Regions from separate parts of the Homo sapiens genome. Here regions 2 and 3 are each linked to region 1. Evidence: chromatin loops called from intact Hi-C (ENCODE). Cell type or tissue: heart right ventricle. All regions are shown on one strand. Region 1 has its middle 17 kb from the start of CCT8. Region 2 holds the start of BACH1 (BTB domain and CNC homolog 1). Region 3 overlaps MAP3K7CL (MAP3K7 C-terminal like).

Region 1 (8,000 bases):
ATCTTGCAATAACTTGACCCTGAGTTTTAAAGTAATAAATATTTTGGACTTCACATATTGTATGTTAGGGTTTTATCATATATCAACAATGATTATGATGACGTCCCCCTTTCCTGAGTATTCACTCTGCACATTGTGCTGAGTGCTTTATGCGTGTTATCTCAGTCTTCACGACCATCCTGATGAAAGTCCTCCAATGGCTTTGAACTGTACTTAAAATAAAAACCAAACTCTAAACCAGTTCCTCTAAGGAGTGGCATGATCTAGCTCCTGCCTACTTCATGTCCTGCGTCTTTTCCACTTGCTCTGCCCCAGCCACACTACCTTCTTTTTGTTCTTGTGACATGCCACACTCATTCTCTCTGCTGGACTTTTTCACCAGCTTTTCCTTCTGCCTGGACCTCTCTTCTCCCAGACCTTAGTGTGGTTGATGCCTCCTTCAGGTCCCAGATTAAATCTCGTCTCCCCAGAGAGGGTTTCCTTGACAACTCTGTCTTCAGGAACTTCCTCAATATTCCTTTTACATCACCCTATTTTATTTTTATCCTAAAAGCTAATACTCCCTAAACATTTTCACATTAATTAATTTTAAAAACTCTCTATCTCTGCCAATTTGGATGTAATCTTCCTGAGAATTTGGACCAAATATGTTTTTTAATTATGTTCCCAGTTCTCAGAACAGTGCTTGGCACATGTTAAGTGTTCAATAAATGAATGAACCTCAGTTTTTGGATGAAGAAGCTAAAGAACAGAGAGGTTAAGCTATGTCTTAGGTCGTATATCTCCTAAATGGTTTATGCAGGATTTAACTGTAAATCTAATGCTCATTTTCTTTTTCTTTTTTTTTTTTTTTTTTTTTTGAGACAGAGTCTTGTTCTGTCTCCCAGGCTGAAGTGCAGCGGCGCGATCTCCGCTCACTGCAAGCTCCGCCTCCGGGGTTCAAACGATTCTCTTGCCTCAGCCTCCTGAGTAGCTGGGACCACAGGCTCCCACCACCACGACCGGCTAATTTTTTGTATTTTTAGTAGAGACGGGGTTTCACTGAGTTAGCCAGGATGGTCTCGATCTCCTGACCTCGTGATCCGCCCACCTCGGCCTCCCAAAGTGCTGGGATTACAGGTGTGAGCCACCGCGCCCGGTCGTGCTCATTTTCTTAATGATCATGCTATACAACACTATGAGATTTCTGTACATCACACCTGGAATCACATAAAGATTATAGCTTAAAACTACACTTAGCTTCCCAAAGAGGAAATTACGATTGTATTTTAATCTACTCACTAAGTGAGTAAGAGCTTCTTCGTTGAACCACTGTGCATTAGATAGGGACCATATTTCTCAAAAGCTCCAAAGTGTATGTCTCTGCACTCAAGAGAGAGCAGAGCTGGAAAAACATTTCACTTGTGTTCTCATAACTCTGATCAAGATAGATGCTTTTATTTTTTTTCAGCATTTTAACTATGAAAGGTGAAGCTTTAATAGGCACACAATTTAGGCTGTTGTATATATTCTGGATTAAAAAGTTTAAATGTAACCATAAGAAAAAGCAAATAATAAATGCTATCACCTTTTGTTGTGTTTTCCTGCAAGTGTTTATTTTAAAATATATAATCTGTTTGACAAAAACACAAGTTTACAGATTGCATTACATTTTCGCACTGTTTTGAATTATGTGTAAGCAATAAATATAATTTCTGAGTTATTCCAAATTCCCTTTCATAAGCTCTCCTTAAGTTATTTTACACACTGCAAAGTTTAATTTAACCACGCTAGTTTTGTTTAATAGGTTAAAAGGAATTAAATTGGTCTTAAATTACGCTGTGAATAATAAAAATGCTAATAGGAAATATATTCCATAACACTAGTGCTGTATTTCTTAAAGCTATTGAAGCCTGGTTATCATTACAGTCAGTCTTAACCTACAGATGCCCAATCTATAAAATGAGTGTTGGTGACACAGGAAAGTGTGTGTGCATGTGTGTGTGTTGAAGAAAGCAGAGAGAGTCTACCATTTGGGCGCTGCTTTCTCTGATGATGATATTAATTTTTCTTTGTTCTCCAGTTCAGAAATCTTGGGGTGTGACTGTACCTGTGAGTTAGCTTCCTTGTTTTGCACTAAAGAGTGCTAACAAGATACTGGCCAGGCGTGGTGGTTCATGCCTGTAATCCCAGCACTTTGGGAGGCCGAGGTAGGTAGATCACTAGGTCAGGAGTTCAAGACCAGCCTGGCCAACATGGTGAAACCCCGTCTCTACTAAAAATACAAAAATTAGCCAGATGTGGTGGTGCATGCCTGTAGTCCCAGCTACCTGGGAGGCTGAGGCAGGAGAATCACTTGTACCCAGGAGGGAGAGGTTGCAGTGAGCCGAGATCGCACCACTATACTCCAGCCTGGTGACAGAGCGAGACTCCGTCTCAAAAAAAAAAAAAAAAAAAAAAAAAAAAAAAAAGACACTGGTCCTGGGGTTGTCTGGCATGGATCTCCCAGACATAACCCTCATCTCTGAATCAAGAAACTGGGAGAAGACTGCTCACACCACCTGCAGAAAGAAGGATAATCTGAGAGCCCAAGATGGGCCTTACATTTGTCTTTTTCCATAAAAATACTGTTATATATTAGTGTTTGATAAAGTAAAAATAATGATGTTATTATTATCTATCTCACATACATTATGGGTTAATACGTATTTGTGCCCTTGTGAACTGGCCCAGAAAAAATGAGAAAAAGATTTCTCGTTCCAAACAACCAAAATATAAACTGCCTTTGGGAAGGTAACCCTTTCCTAAGTTAGGGGCTGCTTATAATCACATACTTGACACCATTAAGCTTGTGGCTGGTGATGTTTGTGGCCTTATTATTTCTTTACTTTGTCTGCCAGATTGGATTTAGAAACATGAATGAAGCATTAACCTCACAAGGAAACTGTACTGAAATAAACAGCATAAATCTCTAGGCTGAGTTTGGCCTTTTGCCTTCTGTCTTTATATAGGATTTCCAAACAAGATGTGTCTAAGCTGTTCAAGAGTGAAAGCAAGAAAAAAGAGGAAGGAAGGAAGGAAGAAAGGGAGGAAGGGAGGGAAGCAGGAAGGAGGGAAGGATGAGAGGGAGGGAGGAAGGGAAGAGAGGGAGGGAGGAAGGGAAAAAAGGAGAAAGGAAGGGAGTAAGGAGAATAAGAAAGAAGGAGGAAAGACAGGAAGGAGGGAGAGAAGGCAGGAGGGAAGGAAAAAAGAAAGAATTGATATAACCTAATAATTTTGATACTATTCGACCCATTTCCTTGCCTTTATTTTCACCATTATTGAATCAGTGATGACAGCAGTAGATGCAGTAATGTGAAATGTTAACTCATCCATTCATTTATTCATTCTGCAGTATTTTTTACAGAACTTTGCTGTTTAGTATTTCTGTATTGCTAAGTAGCCTGCAGAGGGTGCACTTTCCTTATTTTTATGTCTTTCCATCCACTTATGACCAAAAGAGGACACAATGTTTTATAAGATTAAAAGAGATTATTCAATGAAAGAAGTGAGGAAGGCACAACTTCTCTTTTCTTTCTTCTACCAAATGTTACAAAATGAAATACGTAAAAGGCGTAGGGAATGCAATCTCTATTAGCTTCTTTGTTTTGTTTTGTTGTTTTTTTTTTGAGACAGAGGCTCACTCTGTCGCCCAGGCTGGAGTGCAGTGGTGCAATCTCAGCTCACTGCAAGCTCCGCCTCCTGGGTTCACGCCATTCTCCTGCCTCAGCCTCCCGAGTAGCTGGGACTACAGGCACCCCTACCATGCCCGGCTAATTTTTTGTATTTTTAGTAGAGACAGGGTTTCACTGTGTTAGCCAGGATGGTCTTGATCTCCTGACCTCGTGATCCGCCTGCCTTGGCCTCCCAAAGTGCTGGGATTACAGGTGTGAGCCACCGCGCCCGGCAGCTTCTTTGTTAATAGAAAAATCAATTTTAGTGACTTTTTTTGCATGGAGCCAGGATCATCAAGCCTGTGGCCTTCCTCACTTTTTTTTTTTTTAAAATTGCTGCATCCCCGGGACTTCGTTTTTTTTCTTGCTCTTTGTGTATGTGTGTTCTTATTTTTCCTCTCTATACTGCATTGGTCAATAGAAATATAATGCAAGCCATATATGTAATTTAAAATTGCTTAATAGTCACATTAAAAAACTAAAAAGGAGGTAAAATTCATTTTAAAATATTTTATTTACTCCAACTTACCAATTTTATCATTTCAACATTTTGTCAATATAAACATTTTATTGAATATTTTACTTTTTTTGGTACCAAATCTTTGAAATCTGCTGTGAATTTTGCATTTACAGCACCTCTCCTCTTGAACTGGTCACATTTTAAGCTGTGAATAGCCACATGGTACCAGTGGCAACTGTACTGGACAACACATCTATATACATTCCTTTTTCATTCACAATTTCTCCATCCCTAACCAAACCAGCAGAAAACAGTGTATTACCAAATGGTGCTGTTTACTCAGAAAATCTTTATGACTAATTATCCACCAATTTGAATCATGCAGGAAACATGAGATGGCCTGTGTTCCCTCTAAGAGACTGTCGTTTACAGTTTTGAGATTTTAAAAAATAGAATGTTTTTAGCCAGTTGATTTTTAAGTCACTCTAGTTCCCTCCATCACAAAATGAGGTATAGCTCTTAATAAAAGTCCTTCAATTTTATTTTCCTGAGTGTACATTTTCTTTTCTTTTTTTCTTTTTTATTTTTTCAATACAGCCCCTTGCTCTGTCACGCAGGCTGGAATGCAGTGGTGGAATCATGGCTCACTACAGCCCTGACCTCCTGGGCCCAGGTAATTGTCCCACCTCAGCCCCTCAAGTAACTGGGACCACAGGCGTGCACCACCACATCCAGCTAAGTTTTTCTTTCTTTTTTTTTCATAGAGATGGAGTCTCGCTATTTTGCCCAGGTTGGTCTTGAACACCTGGCTTCAAGCAGTCCTCCTGCTTTTGGCTTCTTGAAGTGCTTGGATTACAGGTATGAACTACTGCACCTGGCCTGTCCATTCTCAAATACATGATAGTAACTCCCATCTGCTGAGTGCTTCCTATGTACCAGGTACTATGTATTAATTGTTTATACATATAATTCCATTTAATATTCACAAAAGTCCTTTTGAGTTGGATACTGTTGTTATCACCTTTGTTTTAAAGATGAAGAAACTGAGCATGGGGAGGGCTAGGGGAGTTGTCTAACATAATCCAGCTAGAATACTGCAGAGCTGGGATTGCAAGCTGGGCCTGCATGACTCCAAATCCTGCCTTCTGTAATTTTATGCATGGTGTCTCCCAAGTGGGGAGTATATTAAATGCAAATTTAAGATGTTGGTAAAGGGTAGAATTCTAGAAGTGGTAGAAATCCTAGAGTTCTTATAATCAGCTCTCTTTGTTTTTATAAGAAAAATCTGAGGCAGAGCGAGGCTGAGTGGTTTCTCTGTTGAACATCCAGGACTGGAATCCAGGATTCTGAGTCCAAGCCCAGTGCTCTTTCCCCTGATGAGAAACCTTTCCAGATTTAAACCATTAACAACCCTCTCTAAAGAGGAGGCAAGAGGTTTCAATTTCTTCTCAGGGAAAAAAAGAACTGACATCAAAAGGTCTGTGCGGGGTCATTTGTCTCATCATGACTTTGATTTGGCCTTGATCTTTATTTAGTATTTCAGTTTTATGCTCTGCAACAAGTTTGGCCATGTTGGAGGACAATCCAAAGGTCAGCAAGTTGGCTACTGGCGATTGGATGCTCACTCTGAAGCCAAAGTCTATTACTGTGCCCGTGGAAATCCCCAGCTCCCCTCTGGGTGAGTATTCCGTCCACTTTCTGGAAGTCTCAGGTTCTGAAGGCTTTTTACACACTGCACCATGGGAGCCTAAGGCTGGTTGGGCAGCACCTCATTCTGCAGGGATCTGGGTCAGAGCAGGACAATGGCTCTACGACGTGCTGGGTGTTCTTCTATCTCCTTCAGTCAATGTGCTAGGATTGTGATTTCACTTTCTCACCAGGCAGGGGCTGCAGTTTACAGGAGAAAGACTATTCCTGAGTTTGTTCGACTGTGCTGTTTTTTTACTCCTCTTAACTGATTACAAATCTCTCCAACGTCTCTGACTCAGGCTCACTATGACTTTTTTGTTTTTGTTTTTGAGAAGGAGTCTCTCTCTGTCACCCAGGCTGGAGTGCAGTGGCACGATCTCAGCTCACTGCCACCTCCACCTCCTGGGTTCAAGCGATTCTCCTGCTTCAGCCTCCTGAGTAGCTGGGATTACAGGCATGTACCACTATGCCCAGCTAAGTTTTGTATTTTTAGTAGAGATGGGGTTTCACCATGTTGGCCAGGCTAGACTCAAACTCCTGACTTCAAGTGATCCGCCCGCCTCGTCCTCCCAAAGTGCTGGGATTACAGGCGTAAGCCCCTGCACCCAGCTGACTATCATAAGACTTCTATTTCCAAATAATAGCTCATATAATAACTTGTGTAAATATCTACAGATAGGCTTCCCTTATTATGGATGCACAATCCATTTTTCATACTGAATAATCTGTTAAGAGTATCTCTACAACTATTATTTCTCAGCTAATACTGAATTTTTTACCAAGAGCAATAATATTGTTAAAGACTAGAAATAACCCCTCCATAGCTCATTTAATAAGGTAATTCTCTTTATTTATGAAAAAGAAAGACCTAGGTTTTTTTGTTTGTTTGTTTGTTTGTTTTTGTTTTGAGATGGAGTCTCGCTCTGTCACCCAGGCTGGAGTGCAGTGGCGTGATCTCGGCTCACTGCAAGCTCCGCCTCCTGGGTTCACGCCATTCCCCTGCCTCAGCCTCCCGAGTAGCTGGGACTGCCGGCACCCGCCACCACGCCGGGCTAATTTTTTGTATTTTTTTTTTTTAGTAGAGATGGGGCTTCACCGTGTTGGCCAGGATGGTCTCAATCTCCTCCTGACCTTGCGATCCACCCGCCTCGGCCTCCCAAAGTGCTGGGATTACAGGCGTGAGCCACCGCGCCCGGCCGAGAAGGACCTAGGTTTAAGTTCCATCTCTGCCACTTAGCAGGCAGTAACCCTGGTCATATCAAGTAACTTGTATGAATCTCAATTTCCTTACCACTAAGATGAGAATGATGATAATTACCCTCCTTCTAGGATTACTGTGGGGAGCAAATGACTTATATGTGAAAGTGCTTTGTAAACTGTAAACTGTTTAAAGGTTAGTTTATGTCACATTGTCATGTATCTGTGAATATCATTTTTGTAAGTTTATATGTTATGCTTTAGGCTTGGACCAATCTAGGTCATAGTAATTACTCTAGGGCAATGGTTCTCAACTGGGGGCAATTTTTCCCCCAGGGGATATTTGGCAATGGCTGGAGATATTTTGGGGTGTCACAACCAGGGATATGGTACAAGAATCTAGTAGCTAGAGGCCAGAGGCTAGCCTAAACATCCCACAATCCACAGAACAGCTTCCCGCAACAACAATTATCTGGCCCCAAATGTCCATAGTGCTGAATTTGAGAAACTCTGCTAGACAGCAGTGGGTTCTCAAATGTTAGCATCTGTCAGAGTCACCCAGGGGAAGTATCGAAACACAGATGGCTGGACTCCATCCCAACATTTTCTGATTCAGAAAGTCTAGGGTGGGGCCTAAGTATTTGAATTTTTAGGAAGTTCCCAGGTGATGCTAATGTTGCTGGTCCAGACATTGCTCTTTGAGAACCATTTCTGGAGAGAAATCCTTCACTATGCATGGGTCGCTTTGATAGACTACTTTGCTTAGCCTACTGAGCAAAGTAGTATCTTATTAAATGGTGCAAAATTTGTATCAACTAGTTGAGAAGTTTGACTCTAGGCCAAAATCCTTTGTGTGATCTGTGTGTGATTTGAGATAATGACAAGGCAAGCTCCATGGAAGGAAGAAGCTGCCCTTCCCATACCAGACTCGGTGCACAGCCAGTGCCTTACGGTTTCCTCTA
Region 2 (8,000 bases), 210 kb after region 1:
ACCTCATCTTTGATTTCAGTTATCAGGTAAACATGAGGGTGTGTTTACTCATCTGCTCCAGGAAGTTCTCATTGTCTTCTAATAAAATATGTTCATTTTCCATAAAACTTTCCAACCTGGAGGCAGGGGTGCTATGACTTTAATCCATAGTCACATCTCAGGGTACAGGTGTCAAAGAGCAGTTGTTCAAGTGGGAGACTTGTGTTGATCTGGGTAATCCCCCACCTTTAAAGCCTAGTTGTTTTGCCCCACCCCCCCTCCAATATTTTCTTGACTTAGTGAGTGAATACTTAAAGACAAAAGGAGCTAAGGCAATGAAGATGGAGGGAATGAAGTTCTGGGAAGGCTGGAGGGGTATGCAGATTTGTAGGGGTTACAGATGTCATGCTGCATCTGTGGAAATGAGGATTCAAAACCAAAGGTGGGTAGGGAATAAATGTGGAAGTGTGGATCTTTCCTGAGGTTAGGGAGGAGGACAGGGGACAAGGGTTACACTGACTACACATCAAAGTTTTTTCAGGATATGTATTATGTCTTACTGTCCAAATATTATGCTATGGTGTTCCTTATAGCCATGAACATGTCACCTATCTGTATGATTTAGCTCCCTCATTTTTGAGAGTCAGGCAAGACAACCTGCTATTAGAGGAGAAAATGATGGTGTTTGTATCTAGGTTTTATTAAAAATCATTCCCTAACTATGGCTTATAGTTATTTAAATTGTTTTCAGAGTTAATGATAAGATTTTATTTTGGTAATAAAATCAGTATGATGGCCAGAAAGAAGATATGAATGTTTGGAAAAATTGGAAATATCATTTTTGAAAGAAATGTGACAATGCACATATATAACATCTTGCGAATGGTATTGTATATCACCAAACCTGCTCACAGCAGGAAAACTAGCCATCACTTCTCACAGTCAATGAGAAGTATAAATCAAGGACATAGCAGTAAGCTGTGATACCCAAGCTTCACGGATAAATTCTCCTAAAGAATAATGCACTAAAAACAAAACTACATGACAAAAAAAAGCACTAATTGCAAATCACTGTGAAACAGTAGCACAAAATCTTTATATTGTGCTACTAGTGACAGCAACAGAAGACAGTCAAACGCCTAGGCAGATAGAGGCAGGTCCCCGGTGAAACCCCACCTCCAAGCTGAAGACAGTTTAAAGCCTGAAAGCCAAACTACAAGTTAAATTTTCAGACTAGATTGAGAACTTGTCTTCCTGTTTGGCACGCTTTCCTCTGATCTCCACCCTTCACCTATTTTACGTATACTTACCCTTTCTAATTGGTTTTCTACACTGTCGTGCCTGCCTTTGAGTGGTGTCTTTGCTTTAACCTTTTTTTGCAAACTCACAAACCAATCAGCATGCACTCCCCATTCTGAGTGCATAAAAGCCCCAGGCTCAGCCACATGAGAGGGGATTTTCCCACTTTCGGGTAGGGGAACTGCTCCCAGCATTCGCTCTTTGCTGAGAGCTTTCCTTTTGCTTAATCAATTCCACTCCACTCACTTTCCGGTGTCTGTGTGCCTAGTTTTTCCTGGTTGTGAGACAAGAACTTGGACCTAGCTGAGCTAAGGAGCAGAAAGACTGCCAAGACTAGGCTACTTGTCCCAGTTTCAAACTATTATCAATACTAATTGAAAGCAATCAGCTGGGAGCGGTGGCTCATGCCTGTAGTCCCAGCACTCTGGGAGGCCAAGGCAGGTGGATCATTTGAGGTCAGGAGTTTGAGATCAGCCTGGCCAACATGGTGAAACCTTGTCTCTACTAAAAATACAAAAATTAGCTGGGCTTGGTGGTGGGTGCCTGAAATTCCAGCTACTCAGGAGGCTGGGGCAGGAGAATCACTTGAACCCGGGAGGCAGAGGTTGCAGTGAGACAAAATCATGCCACTGCACTCCAAGCCTGCGTGACAGAGAGAGACACCATCTCAAAAAAAAAAAAAAAAAAAGCGATCAGAATTTTTTTTCTTGGTCCCCAAATCTCAACATTTTTTTTTCCCAATAGGAATTAGGTAGAAGCACTATGTCTCATTATAACCTCAAGATAATTTTTAAAAATCTGTTTTAGTAATAGATTTTAATAAACATATGAGTTAGTATAAAAGATCTTGAGGCTGATGTTCTTCAAAGTTGACCATGATGTAGCCACTTTTCTTGATTCCGAGTATTGCAGGATTACTCAAGGTTTTGTTGGCCTGGCAGCTAATAATGTTAATGCTAACTCTGGAAGTCCAGAAGACATAGGTCAGAACATACAGTTGTTTGTGAATATTTACACTGACATACAGGTTTTAAAAGAAATACATTCTAAGTGGTTTTGGTTCAAAGCAAGAGAATACTGAAAACAAAAAGTGCCACATCTTTCACTGAGCATTTTACTGCATTCATTCCTTCATTCAACCTACTATCTGTTTCCACTCCCATTCCTTCTCAATACTAGAATTAGCTTTTAAAAATAACCACATGACTTAGAAACCTCTACTCACTTATTGCAGACCACGGGATGAAGTCCAAACTCCAGGTGCTGTGCATGAGGCCCTTCTCATACTGACTCGGTTTCATTTCATTCTCCAGTTTCATTTTTCGTCCTGTCCCTACTACATGCCATAAGCTTGAAGACCACATGCTTCAGTATTAAAAATGCAGACCCTTAGGTCCTACTCAGATCTACAAAATTAGCATCTTTTGGGGGTGGGACCCAGGAATCTGCATTTTTTTTTTTTTTTTTTTTTTTGAGATAGAGTTTTGCTCTGTCGCCAGGCTGGAGTGCAGTGGCGCGATCTCAGCTCACTGCAACCTCCACCGCCCAGGTTCAAGCGATTCCCCTGTGTCAGCCTCCTGAGCGGCTGGGACTACAGGCGCACACCATCATGCCTGGCTAATTTTTTGTATTTTAGTAGAAACGGGGTTTCACCATGTTGGGGTTTAGTAGAAACGGGGTTTCACCATGTCGATCTCCTGACCTCGTGATCCGCCCGCCTTGGCCTTTGAAAGTGCTGGGATTACAGGCATGAGCCACTGCTCCCGGCCGGAATCTGCATTTTAACAAGCAAACCAAATATTCTTCCCCATAATGAAGCTTGAGAGTCACTCACTTGACTTGATACTCTTAGCACATCTGTATACCTTTGTGAGAACTTCTCAAATAATTAAACCTATCAGGGCATACATCATAATTTTCAGGCTAGAAAATGTCACTGCTATTATCTAAAGAAGCAAGAGTTCCTCCCAAAGAGGAGGGTCTGATCTTCCCCTAGAAAAAACTGCACAGGTGTAGAAAAAACTGCATAGGTGTAGAAAAAAGACACTGCAATTCCACTGGCTCAAGGTGGAAGGAGAATAAAGCCTCGGACACTCCCATGTGTCTGCAAGAACTTCAATCCTTCTTTCATGGTGTATTTCCAAGTGTCCTTTCCTCCTGTTTCACTAAATATCTGCACTCTCACCATGAACTGAGGCAGCCTGGGATGCGAGGTACCTCCTACCTCTGGACCCTATCTAGACTGCTGGGTTCCACTCTTCCCAATCAAGACCCAATGCAAATGTCACCTGCTCCAGGAAGCCTCCCCTAATTCTAGGTCATAATGTATCACTTCACCCCTCGCACTCTCATCCAATTTCACTTGTGTGATTTTCTCATGTATTTTGGATGTAGCTCAAACGTCCCCAAGTCCCACAGCCTGTGGGTGCAAATGCAGTCATGTTAGTCGTAATACCTGAATTATTATCTTGGTATCCTTTTTGCCCCGGGAACTCCAGGGCTGTGTTCTTGTTGCTGGCTCCAAAGCTAACAATAAAATCCCTTCACACAAATCGTCCTTTGGCTTCAGACCTCAAGGTCCGTGTCATCTCCGCAGGAACCCTCGTGGGGTTGGCGTGCCCAGTCCCCTCCGCTGCGCGTGCATCCCGCTCCGCTGACAGCCAGTGCTTTGGTTCTCCAGAGGTGTTAAATGGCTTGGGAACATAATTTCAAAACGGACAGTTGGATAAACACCAGAATAAGCACCAGAAGATGACAGCGGAACCAAGGCTCGAGATGGGCCGGCTGACACCACTGGGCGCTGAACCTGGCTGGAAGCTTCCTGGCAGCGACAGCGAAAAGGGAACACCTGTCGTGGGCGCCCTTGTTTCACTGTCAGTAAGAAGTAGAGCAACTGCTAGACGCGCTCCACAAAACCCTGGACGCACTTCATACACACCCCCACCCCAGCAAGCTCAAGTACCCTGTGAACCTGGACGCCCACCACCCCCAGGGCAGGCAGCGAGGAGCTCTTCAAGGGGTAAAGCGACCCCTGTGGGGCCAGCGCCCGTCCTCTCTCCTGCTGTTCGCGGGCACCCGGGCACGCGGCGACTCGGCTGAATTAGGGCGTCCTGCAGCTCCCGAGGCGAGGAGGCGCTTGGCCTTTCCGTTCCGCCCTCAGAAGGGAGAGGAGAGGTGGTCCTCGAGTGGGAGTCAGTTCAGGATGCGGGCTGTGCCACGCGCGGAGGTCCGGGGACCCCACCGCCGCCTCCTCGAGGCCCGCCCCGCCCCTTACGACCCGTCCCTGCAACCCCCCGCGTGGGCTTCCGGCCGCGGCGACCCCTGCCCCGCGCTATTGCGCGCGCTCGTTCGCTGACAGAGGCTTCGAGGGCGGCAGGGCGGGGCTTCGGCGCCGGGGGCGGGGCCTTCAGCGGGCGGGCGGGGTTTTGGCGCCGCGAGGTGGCGGCAGCAGAGCGGCGCAGAAGGGAGGGGGCGGCTGGCCGCGCGGAAGGAGTGAGTCACCTGACCGCTGCCCTCGCCGCCCGCCGGGCGCTCTCGCTTCAGTCAGTCGGGCCGCGCCGCGCCTCAGCTCTGGTGAGTGGCTCGGCCGTCCCGCCGGCCCTTCTCCGGGAGGGTTGGCGCGGTCAGGGCCGCGGGCCTGTGAGGGGAGGCCGGCGGACAGGTCCAGTGAAGGCGCGGGCGGGCCGGGGGCGGCTCTTTCTGGGCTGGGCGGGGCGCGGGGGGCACGTATCGGGGCCCGCGGGGGGCGCCGGCGGCCGGGATCCTGGAAGTGGCCGCGACGCCGGAAGGGGCGTCCCGTCGGCGGCCGAACCCCCTGCACTGCCGGAGCTGTTGTTTACCCGCGCGCGCCGTACTTTACCCGGGGCGGGCGGGGGCTGGGGGCCGCGGGGTCCCTGCCCCACCCCCCTCCCTGCCCTCGGGCGCCAGCCCGGCCCCTCGCCCGCGGCCCGCCCGGGCTGTGACACATCAGCACCGCCCTCGCGGCTGGGGCCCCGTATTGTCCTCCGCCGCCTCCCACCGCATGCCCAGCCTCGCGTCTACTCAGCCCGGTGGCTGTCGCGCGTGGAATCGCGTAAGAAAAGCCGAGTTTGTGGCTGGGGAGAGAAGGCCACCGTGCTGAGCTGGATTTAGCGAAGACTGGTTTTGGGGACCGGAGAGCCCAGGACTCCCTTTGTTGGAGTTTTGCCCACGCGTTGTAATTAAGCCTCGCACAATATGGTGAGAGTGGGCGTTGATTCTGGAGACACCAGCTTTGTGCTCGTGTAATGTAACACGAGTGCCGTTGCTTTCTCATTCTTACACGGCAGTTTCATGTCATTGAGTAGAATTGTGCGGAATGCTTTTATGGAGTGAGGCTTCTGCGTTAAACTTGTGCTGATTCCAGGTAAAGTGTAGTAGTAATTGTGAAAGAACGTGTATGAGGAAAACGAGCTACAATGTCATGCTTGGAGGAACAAAGAATGTTTTGTAGGATGCTTTGCTTTTTGGAGAATTGTGTAGGGGTAGGGACTGTTACCCATGGATGATGCTATGGGAATTTGATCATGTATTTGAACACCCTTTACATCAGAGGGTCTGCATTGAATGCAGTTCAGAAGGATAAAGGGTGGAAATCCCAGATGTGTTAGTGGCAGAGCACTTGAGCGCTTCACATAGTCAAGCAGAGAAATGGGAAGAGGTCGGCTTGCTTCTTCCTGGTCTTTGGGTAGTGGTGCAAGGGCTGGGCTGGGCTTGAAGGCACTTGCCACTTCTGCCTTTGGACATCTTGAAGAAGCTTAGGGAAGAAAGGCTCCCGGTGAGTCAGCTTGGAGTAGGGTGACTTTGGCGTAGTGATTCTTGTATTGTTGTTTAACCTATGTTTCTGTCAAGTGGTTTACTGTTGTTCGGTATGTTGGTTGGTTAACAAGGTAGGATGACTCTCTAAAAAGTTGGGTTGCTGAGTCATTCGCCCCAGCTTGAGAGGTAATTAGAAACAGCTGGTGCAAATACTCTCATCACATGCCTCCACTATAAAAGGCCAAAGAGCGCTCTAGAGAGGTTGCTTCAGAAGGCTGAAGGGGACCCAGCTGGGGTTGTTTTGATACAGGTTATCAGTGGGTGAAGTGGAAGAGCACTCTTAGGCAGTGGCCAATAGCACTGAGGCGGGTTTAAAGACGGAGCCTCGTGACCTGCTGTCTGAGAATAAATTTGCGCTGGAGAGAGCTAAAACTGGGGAAGAAATTTGCAGCTAGGGGTAACCCAATAAAAAATATTGTAACAAAAATATTTACTACTCTTACTGGACTTAGTTTCCTTTTTGTGGTTTCTGTTACGTGGTCTATAAGTTTCAAGCAGTGAGCTTAATTTGTGCGTCATAAAAATTTGGTTATGAGTACACAGAAGGGACTTGCTCTGTTTCTCATGGCCCTTGGCTTTTCATGCATACACAAGAAGTTTCAGGAGTCAGAGGAGGGTAAGCACCATATGGGTGGAATTAATAGGTCTCATTGGGTTAAGTCTCGAAAGAGCTGTTTAATAAATAGCCAACCGTAAATACCTGTCTCATTGTCTTGATTATATGACACCACTGCCTTTACACCTGGTGTCATTGCTTCTTGCTTTAAAAAGGAGCACACAACCCAAATATTTATATGAGTCCTCATTGCAAACAAAGTTTAGGAATGGGAAATGTAGAGCTGGGAATTTGGCCCTTTGGTGAAAAAAATGATGATTCCTATTAATGGTAGTTCATTTAAAATATTCTGTATTAGGAAAAACGATTTATTTTGTTCCTTTAAGTCTGGGACTAGAGGAGATTAGAAATCATGAATTTTGTAAGTATTAGGGCCTCCAAGGTGGGGTGCAAGGAGGTTCATTTGGAAGGAATATATTAAAACTTTTAAAAACTTTAATATAAGAAAGACATTAAGCTTAAAGATGCAGACTAACAATCGTGTATTCATATTATATAATGCGCGTGCATGTCCTCCACCCCTTTGTTGCTGGGGGAACATAGCCTGTTAACCACTGTCAGTAACATTCTTTCAACAACCGGAATGCTTTTTCTTTTAACTTACGGTTTCCTCCTAAGAGTTCTTTCAGACTGTTAATATTCCATTTAAGTTTTATTTTATAGGTAGTTCTATTGTCTGTATGTTTTACTTTAGAAGCTTGAGTGTAAATTTCTTGTTACATTGTTGATACTGGGGATGGAAATACAAAAAATACAGAATTTCATTTGATAACCTGTATTTTGAATTTGGAGACAAGCCCAGCGGTTGGTTTAATGTATGTGATCTGAAGTGCAGTGATGTGTAAAAGGGTGCAGTGGAAATACTTGAAGATAATCTACACATTGGAGTGTAATATGTATAGCATATGTAAAAATTAGTTTGTACTGTTACTCCTTGAAGTCTGTTTTTTTTTGTTTGTTTTTTGCCAAGCTTATGTTCTCTTAAGATTAATAAGACGACATATTCAGTAAATCCCTTGGGAAGTGGCATTTATTCAGAATATCAACCTCCTACTAGTGCTGGGGGCGGGTGGCGGCGGTGAGGGTGGTTAGTATTTACCATTCAGTTAAATCTCATGTGCCATGTGCCTTCTACACCCCTGTACTGTGAGAGGTGATGCTCAGAATAACAGTTGCAAAGCCCGTTAAAATTACCACTTGTCAGATTTTCTCTTCATAGTGCTGATCTCTCCATGACTTACGTTTTAGGAATCACCACCTCTCTTCTAAT
Region 3 (8,000 bases), 75 kb after region 1:
ATCAGCAATAAAGGGCTGCTAAGATGAATTGTTAAATTAGGAAATATGATTATATCTTATATTTATAAATACATGAGGTTGGTTTTCCAAGGGTTATTAATGATTATTATTTTCATTAATATAGATATGAAATTTCATAAAGGAATTAAAGATTATTAATAATGTGACCAGTATTGAAGTCAAAGGAAGATTTATATAATCAATAGCCTGTGAATAAATGTATCTTCTGGTGTGTGTATGTGAAGTGTGGTGGTATAATAAAAATACACACACACACAAAATTTAATTTTTACAAAAAGCGAATGAAATATATTTTGTGTTGAGAAGTTTGTGAAATCCTTACAATTTTTTTGAGACTCCCAGAATGGTGGTCGGACAGTATAGCATGATGGTGGACAGTATGGGTTTTGGGGCCAGACTTCTGCAAAACCTCAGTTAGTACCTTACAAACCCTTCCTTCCTTGCTTGGTTTGCCATGCTTCAAACATAAAATTGTATCTAGACTTTTGGCTACAGGGGATTAAAAGATGTTTATTAGGAGGTCACAAATACAAATTTTCTCTTCCATGTCTGACTATTTTCTTTTTGTTCTAAGAGTTTTGATAAAGTTGCTTGGAATACTCAGATTGCATGATTACACACAGTTGGAGTCCTACAAAAAATTTCATGAAGGAATTGAGGATTATTAATCATGTGATCCATATTGAAGTCAAAGAAGATCTATATGACGAATAGCCTGTAAATGTATCTTCTGGTGTGTGTGTGTGAAGTGTGGTGGTATGATAGAAAAATCCTCAGTAATTATGTCTCTATTTATAAACTCTTCAGACTGAAGGTACTGGAGGACTTTGTTATTTAAATTAAATTTATGTGTAGCTTTTTTTTTTTTGGAAATGCAATACTCATCCCCTAAATTACATGTTCTGTAAGTTTTTTTTATGTTGCATTAAAAAAAATATGGTAGGGGCCAGACGCAGTGTCTCACACCTGTAATTTCAGCACTTTGGGAGGCCGAGGCAGGCAGATCACCTGAGGTCAGGAGTTCGAGACCAGCCTGGCCAACATGGCAAAACCCTGTCTCTACTAAAAAATACAAAAATTAGCCTGGTGTAGTGGTGGGCGCATGTAATCCCAGCTACTCGGGAGGCTGAGGCAGGAGAATCGCTTGAACCCAGGAGGTGAAGGTTACAGGGAGCTGAGATCGTGCCATTGCACTCCAGCCTGGGCAACAAGAGCAAAACTCTGTCTCAAAAAAAAAAAAAAAATGATATGGTAGGATAATGACATGAGAGTGACTCCTATCTAATGTTTGAAACATATCCTTACTGTTTACATTGAAAGCAATGATAACTCTGGGTACCACTACAACAATATTAAAATGAAAAAAGGGGCCAGGCGCAGAGGCTCACACCTGTAATCCCAGCACTTTGGGAGGAAAGGCAGGCGGATCACCTGAGGTCAGGAGTTTGAGACTAGCCTGGCCAACATGGCAAAGCCCTGTCTCTACTAAAAATACAAAAAAATTAGTCGGGTGTGGTAGATAGCACGTGCCTGTAATCGCAGCTACTCAAGAGGCTGAGTCATGAGAATTGCTTGAACCCAGTAGGCGGAGGTTGCAGTGAGCCAAGATCACGCCACTGCATTCCAGCCTGGGTGACGGAGTGAGACTGTCTCAAAAAAATAAAAATAAAAAATAAAAAAAGGAAAAGTCAACTTCTAGAAGTAACATGGCTAGCAGGCTAGTGGAGGTATTTTATACAACCTTCCAGACCACATACAAGTGGGCCGGACCCCCTCCTTAATTACTTATATGCCTGTGTGTGTTTCTGCAGAACTCATCTTGTTTCCTTCCCCAAAGTACTTGAAGTGTCTCCCTAAATAATTGGCTAGATGTAGGGCCAAGGCCAAATTCTTTCATTATATATATATTTTCTTTTTCGTAAAGTCTCAAGTTCCTTTTTCTTCATTCTCACTTCTACCATTTGGGCTTGGGACTTATTACTTGAGATCTTGGTTGATGCAATATTGTAACTAGTTTCCCTGCCTAGGGTTTCTTGTTGCTAGAAAATGACAGCCAGTTCTTGGCATAGATTTCAAGACCTCCCTGGGGATGCCTTGGAACCTCTGTAGAACTTCCAATCTCATCCCTCAACTTCAGCTACATTGGCCTCCTCACTTCTCCCGGGGCAGGAGGTGGGTCCTCCAGTCACTGAGCCCCTGTTCACACCAAGCTCTTGGCCTAACAGGCCCCTTTCTTCCTTTTTTTTTTTTTTTTTTTTGAGACAAAGTCTTGCCCTGTCACCCAGGCTGGAGTGCAGTGATGCAATCATAGCTCACTGCAGCCTCAACCCCCTGAGCTCAAGCAACTCTCCCACCTCAGCCTCTTGAATAGCTGGGACGACAGGTGCATGCCAGCATGCCCAGTTAATTAAAAAAATTTTTTTAAAGAGATGGCATCTTGCTATGTTGCCCAGGCTGGTCTCAAACTCCTGACCTACAGCAATCCTTCCACGTCAGCCGCCCAAAGTGCTGGTATTACAGAGTCAATATCAGCAATAAAGGACTGCTAGGAGGAAAATTGCTCGAACTCGGGAGGTGGAGGTTGCAGTGAGCCTAGATCACACCATTGCACTCCAGCCCGGGTGACAGTGCGAGACTCCATTTAAAAAAAAAAAACAAACTGCTAGGATACATTGTTAAATTGGGAAATATGGTAATATCTTATATTTATAAATACATGAGCTTGGTTTTCCAAGGATTGTTAATGATCGTTATTTTCATTAAGACTTTACTGAAGTGGAAATTCATTTTGCAACATGTCTTTTCCCAAACAGTCTTTATTTTCAAGCAAGATATATTGGGCCAAGTGAATTTGACCCAAGTAGTTAGCTCTCCATTTTTTGATGATTCTGTTGAGAATTTCTTTCTCATTATTTCATAAAGTGTAGCTGATTATGTTGCCTCTAGCTTGGCTGGCGTAAGCTAGATGCAAAGAGAGACGCTAACTAAGGTATTTTAAAAGACAGTTTTTCTTTATTGGAGTCGTTCAGACACTGCTTAAGGTTTGAACTCCAAACTGAACTTCTCTCTCATCTCCAGAGGAGGTCTCCCTGGATCAAGTTTGGGAGAATTTGTCTTAAGAGGCGTGATGAGAAGAGTTGCTGAAACTGTTATTTTAAATCATATCTGTTGGATGGAGAAAGAGAGTCAAACATTTTCTAGGATTATAAACTCAGCATTGGCTGAATCCAATTTAAAGAATCGCTTCTGGCTTATGACCAATGATGTACGAGAGGTTTGTTATATTTTTACTGATTTTTTTTTTCTTCTCCGTGTGAAAAAGGTGGGAAGGACTTTCTTGAAAGCTTTGAAAAATTACCAAGAATTCTGATATCTTTAAAGAACTCCTGCTATCATTTTTATCTAATTCTTTCTAGGCCTTTTGCATGTGAATAGACATTTTAATATAATTGCATATACAGTAACGTGGAATGTATAACATGATTTTTTCCGTAAATATTATAAGCATTTTTCTACAACATACCTAGCTTTTTGTGTATGTAATATGAAAGTCATTGAAATGAGATATAGACATTTTATGGCTTTTGAAATCTATCACCAAATTTAGAAAAAATAAAATAAAAAAATGAAATCTATTACCAAATTGTTTGACAGAAATTTTTAAAAGTATATTATTAAGCTACAATCAACTGTAAAGTTTGCTTTGTTCCAGATAAAGCATTTTATCTCATCCAGTAGAGAAACCACTTATTTATTTTTTTGGTATGAAATATTGTATTGGGTACTTTGGTGTTTAGAAGATTAACTGAAATGTCAGAAAAATAGACAGACTCTTAGAAAAGTCAGATTGAAGAATGTTTTATTTATTCATTTTAATTTTTATTTTTTAATTTCAATATGTTTTTGGGGCACAGGTGGTGCTTGGTTACATGAATAAGTTCTTTAGTGATGATTTCTGAGATTTTGGTACACCTGTCACCCAAGCAGGGTACACTGTACACAATGTATATTCTTTTATTCCTCACTCCTCTCCCACCCTTTCCCGAGTCCCCAAAGTCCATTGTATTATCCTTATGTCTTTGCATCCTCATGTTATATATATTTTTATAAACAATTTTATTTTATTTTATTTTTCTGAGACAGTCTTGCTCAGTCTCCCAGGCTGCAGTGCAGCAGTGCGATCTTGGCTCACTGCAACCTCTGCCTCCCAGGTTCAAGCGATCCTCCTACCTCAGCTCCCCGAGTAGCTGGGATTACAGGTGTGTGCCACCACTCTGGGCTAATTGTTATATTTTTAGTAGAGTCAGGGTTTCACCATGTTGGCCAGGCTGGTCTCAAACTCCTGGCCTCAAGTGATCGGGCTGCTAAAGTGCTGGGATTACAGGCATGAGCCATGCGCCTGGCCAGTTTTATTTGTTTTTAATTGACATGTAGTAATTGTACTTAGTTATGGGGTCTAGTGTAATGTTTTCATACATGGACACATTGTGTAATGATCAAATCAGTGTAATTAGCGTATTCATCTCCTCAAACATTTGTCATATCTTTGTGGTGAGAACATTCAAAATCCTCTCTTTTAGCTATTTTGAAGTGTACATCATTGTTAACTACAGTCACCCTACTGTGCAGGAGAACACCAGAAGTTATTCCTCCTGTCTAACTGTAACTATGTACTCACTGAATAACCCCTCCCCATACCCCTCTTCCTACCACCCTCCCCAACCTCTGGTAATCACTATTCTACTCTCTACATCAATGAGATCAACTTTTTTAGATTCCACATAGGAGCGTGATTGTGTGGTCTTTGTCCTTCTGTGCCTCACTTATTTCATTTAACATCATGTCCTCCAGGTTCATCCATGTTGTTGCAAATGACAGGATTTCATTTTTTAAAATGGCTGAGTAGTATTCCATTGTATAGATATATCACATTAAAAAATCTATTCTTCTGCTGATGGACACTTGGACACGTAGGTTGATCCTATACCCTGGCTATTGCAATTCGGTGGTTTTCAGTATATTCACAGAGTTGTGCAACCATCACCAACTTCACATTTCCTTCACCCCAGAAATAAATCTGGCACTCTTTGGCAGTTACGCCCCACTGACCCTTGACTTCTGGACTTTGGCAACCAATAATCTACTTTCTGTCTCTATGGATTTGCTTATTTTGGACATTTCATACAAATGGAATCATATAATATGTAATCTTTTGTGATTGGCTTTTTTCACTTAGTATAATGTTTTTAAGGTTCATCCACTTTGTATCATGCATCAGTACTTCATTCTTTTTATTGCTGAATAATATTCCATTGTATGAATATATAATATTTTATCCTTTCATAGGCTAATGGACATTTAATCGGTTGTTTGCACTTCTTGGCTATTGTGAATAACGCTGCTATAAACATTTGTGTACAATTTTTGAGGTAGACCTATGTTTTCAATTCTCTTGAGTAGGTTCCTAGCAGTAGAATTGTTGGCTCATATTATAACTCAATGTGTAACCTTTTGAGGAACTGCCAGATTGTTTTCAAACGGGTTGACATTTTATATTCTTGCCAGCAGTGTATCAAGGTTCCAATTTTTCCACATCTTTGCCAACACTTCTTGTGCCTTTTAGATTCTAGCCATCTGTAGTGGGTGTGAAACAATATGTCATTGTGGTTTTGATTTACAGTTCTCTGATGGCTAATGATGTTACACAGGTTCTCCTGTGCTTCATTGGCCATTTCTATCTTTTCTTGGAGAAATATCTCAAAGATCTTTTGCCCATTTTTTAATTTGGTTGTCTTTTTGTTTCTGAGGTGAAAAATGTTACATAATTTTAGTGTGTTCAGGCAAAACATCAGAAAGGGGTTTTCATATGAGGCTATCAAAATCAATGTGAGACTTATATTGTCATGTCTTTTTAAAATGTATAAAATGATGATTGGGGAGTAACATCTCATCTAGGGGAACATATCAGGATGGGGCAAAAGGGTGCATATGTAATTTGCAAAGGCATAAATTAAAATTAGTGCAATTTTGATTTGTTTTTAGTCATATTTATTCTGAGATTTCTAATAACAGGAGATTTTAAGTTTTTTTTTTTATGTTTAACCAGAAGGATTTATTTCTTTAGGATATTCCCAAAGGGAGAGGCTTTTAAACTGTGTTCTGAGGAGTCTCTCACAGATTCGGGAGGGAGAGGGTGTCAGGCAGGGGACTGTACCAAGATCAACCAGAGAAGGACCAATTTTTTTTTTTTTTTTTTTTTTTTGAGATAGAGTCTTGCTCTGTCACCCAGGCTGGAATGCAGTGGCGCGATCTCGGCTCACTGCAAGCTCCATCTCCCCGGTTCATGCCATTCTCCTGCTTCAGCCTCCCACGTAGCTGGGACTACAGGCGCCCGCCACCATACCCAGCTAATTTTTTGTATTTTTAGTAGAGATGGGGTTTCGCCATGTTAGCCAGGATGGTCTTGATCTCCTGACCTCGTGGTCCGCCCACCTGGCCTCCCAAAGTGCTGGGATTACAGTTGTGAACCACCACGCCCGGCAGAGAAGGACCAATTTTATCCCTTTTATTTGCATCCCTTCAGGGTATGACTTTCTTTGCAAAAGGATTCCACAGCAGGGTAACACTGAAAACCAAACCTCACTTTTATATACCTAAGATATTTTTCTTAAATATTTACTCAGCCTCCAGAAATTACATTTTCATTAACATAAATACACAGTAAATGGAGACATTTCTCCACAAGTGTTTGCAGGATATATAGTAATGTGGGGAAAAGTTCTATCTTCTCTTTCCTATGATGTCTGATATGAGTAAGATGCCTTCTGGGTAAGATATGAGATTTGAGTTCATTTTCCAGCTGTGGAGATGCACTTCCCAAGACTGACTTGGCTAGCAAGAATAGAAGACGGTGCCTGGCTTGTAACAGACTTTCAATAAATACTTGCTGAGCAAATGAGTAGAAGAGCAAAGGCCTGCCTCAGTTCTTTACTTTGTTTATGGAGACAGAGATGTAGCCAAAGGTATTCTTTCATTTTAGTACTTAGGTTTTTGTGAAATTTCAGTATCCCAGATGCCATCAGGCTGTGAGTTTAAGCTGTTAATGCCCCAATCACAATGATTTGGGTATTTTACACCACATAATTAGGTGCAGCCCAGTCATTTAATGGGAATTTCATTCCCAAGTATTTCTACACCTAATTGTCTGCCCGAAACTATATTAAATTTATGCCTAGTGTTCCATTATTGGAACACTAAATGTGGGAGTTATTTATATCCTACTGCTCAAGGTCATTGCCAAGATCTGATTTTTCAAATTCAAAAAATTGCAACCTCAGGCATTAAGTGGGTTAAAAGGGACAGCATATTTACTCTTCTCAGTGAGAGCTCTTTTAAGTAGGTTTCCCTTGCTGAGGAAAGAGGCTCAAATCCAATCTCTGGGGTAGCAGAGTGAAGAAACCTTTTGCTGTTCACTTTCTTCCTGTCCCAGGATTAATTCTTGTCAGGTTGATTGATAGTGGGAATCTCCACTTCCTTTAGGTGGTGGTTCTTAATCAGGAAATTCTCCACACCTGCCCCACCCTACATTGGCAATACTTAAGAGACATTTTTGGTTGGTGAGTGTAGGTTTGCTATTGACATCTAGTGAGTGAGGCCAAGGTTGCTGCTAGACTTCCTACAACGCCAATGTATAGACAGTGCCCAACGACAAAGAATTGCCTGGCCCACAATGTCAGTTGTACCAAGGATGAGAAATCCTGCTTTGGAGCAAGTCTGACTTCCTCCTGCACGGGTGCAGTGTTGCCCTTTGCTTCCCAATAGATATTAGTACATTTCTTCATGCATTAAGCATTTGTACAGCTTCAACAACATAGTCTAGACTGAGCATTGGAAATCTCAGTTCAGTATCATTTATTATTCCTCCACCTGGATAAAATGAAGGTAGACTTTGACATCCTTTCTGTCATCTTGAGGCATTG

The links. Hi-C counts contacts between places; a loop is a spot of excess contacts. Peaks named below come from ENCODE experiments on the same cell type or tissue, not always from the same donor. Only the 100,000 strongest peaks of a DNase experiment are listed, where the experiment ranks them.
Region 2: it touches region 1 in a loop (5-fold over the local background); 43 of 110 quality-filtered maps call a loop at or near these places.
Region 3: it touches region 1 in a loop (4-fold over the local background); 49 of 110 quality-filtered maps call a loop at or near these places.

What each region holds. Positions count from the first base shown.
Region 1 is chr21:29,086,752-29,094,751 of GRCh38, forward strand. It overlaps a transcript of MAP3K7CL not described here. Among named protein-coding and RNA genes, the nearest start is that of CCT8, 17 kb to the left of the region's middle. In heart right ventricle, a CTCF peak has its summit at 3,420 (motif pointing right); no DNase peak of the experiment used is centred here; H3K27ac peaks cover 337 bases.
Region 2 is chr21:29,294,103-29,302,102 of GRCh38, forward strand. It overlaps BACH1 (BTB domain and CNC homolog 1), which reads left to right and starts at 4,820. Exons shown (of 5, transcript NM_001186.4): 1 at 4,820-4,851. It overlaps LOC105369299 (a long non-coding RNA gene), which reads right to left and starts at 4,634. Exons shown (of 2, transcript XR_937652.3): 1 at 2,504-4,634; 2 at 2,076-2,240. RefSeq lists a silencer at 4,345-5,254 and an enhancer at 6,485-6,594. In heart right ventricle, a CTCF peak has its summit at 4,715 (motif pointing right); DNase peaks (open chromatin) are centred at 4,649, 5,339 and 6,009; H3K4me3 peaks cover 3,420 bases; H3K27ac peaks cover 2,842 bases.
Region 3 is chr21:29,161,435-29,169,434 of GRCh38, forward strand. All of the region lies in intron 4 of MAP3K7CL (MAP3K7 C-terminal like), which reads left to right. Among named protein-coding and RNA genes, the nearest start is that of LINC00189, 28 kb to the right of the region's middle. RefSeq lists a silencer at 2,934-3,228. In heart right ventricle, a CTCF peak has its summit at 3,091; DNase peaks (open chromatin) are centred at 1,517 and 2,179; H3K27ac peaks cover 2,182 bases.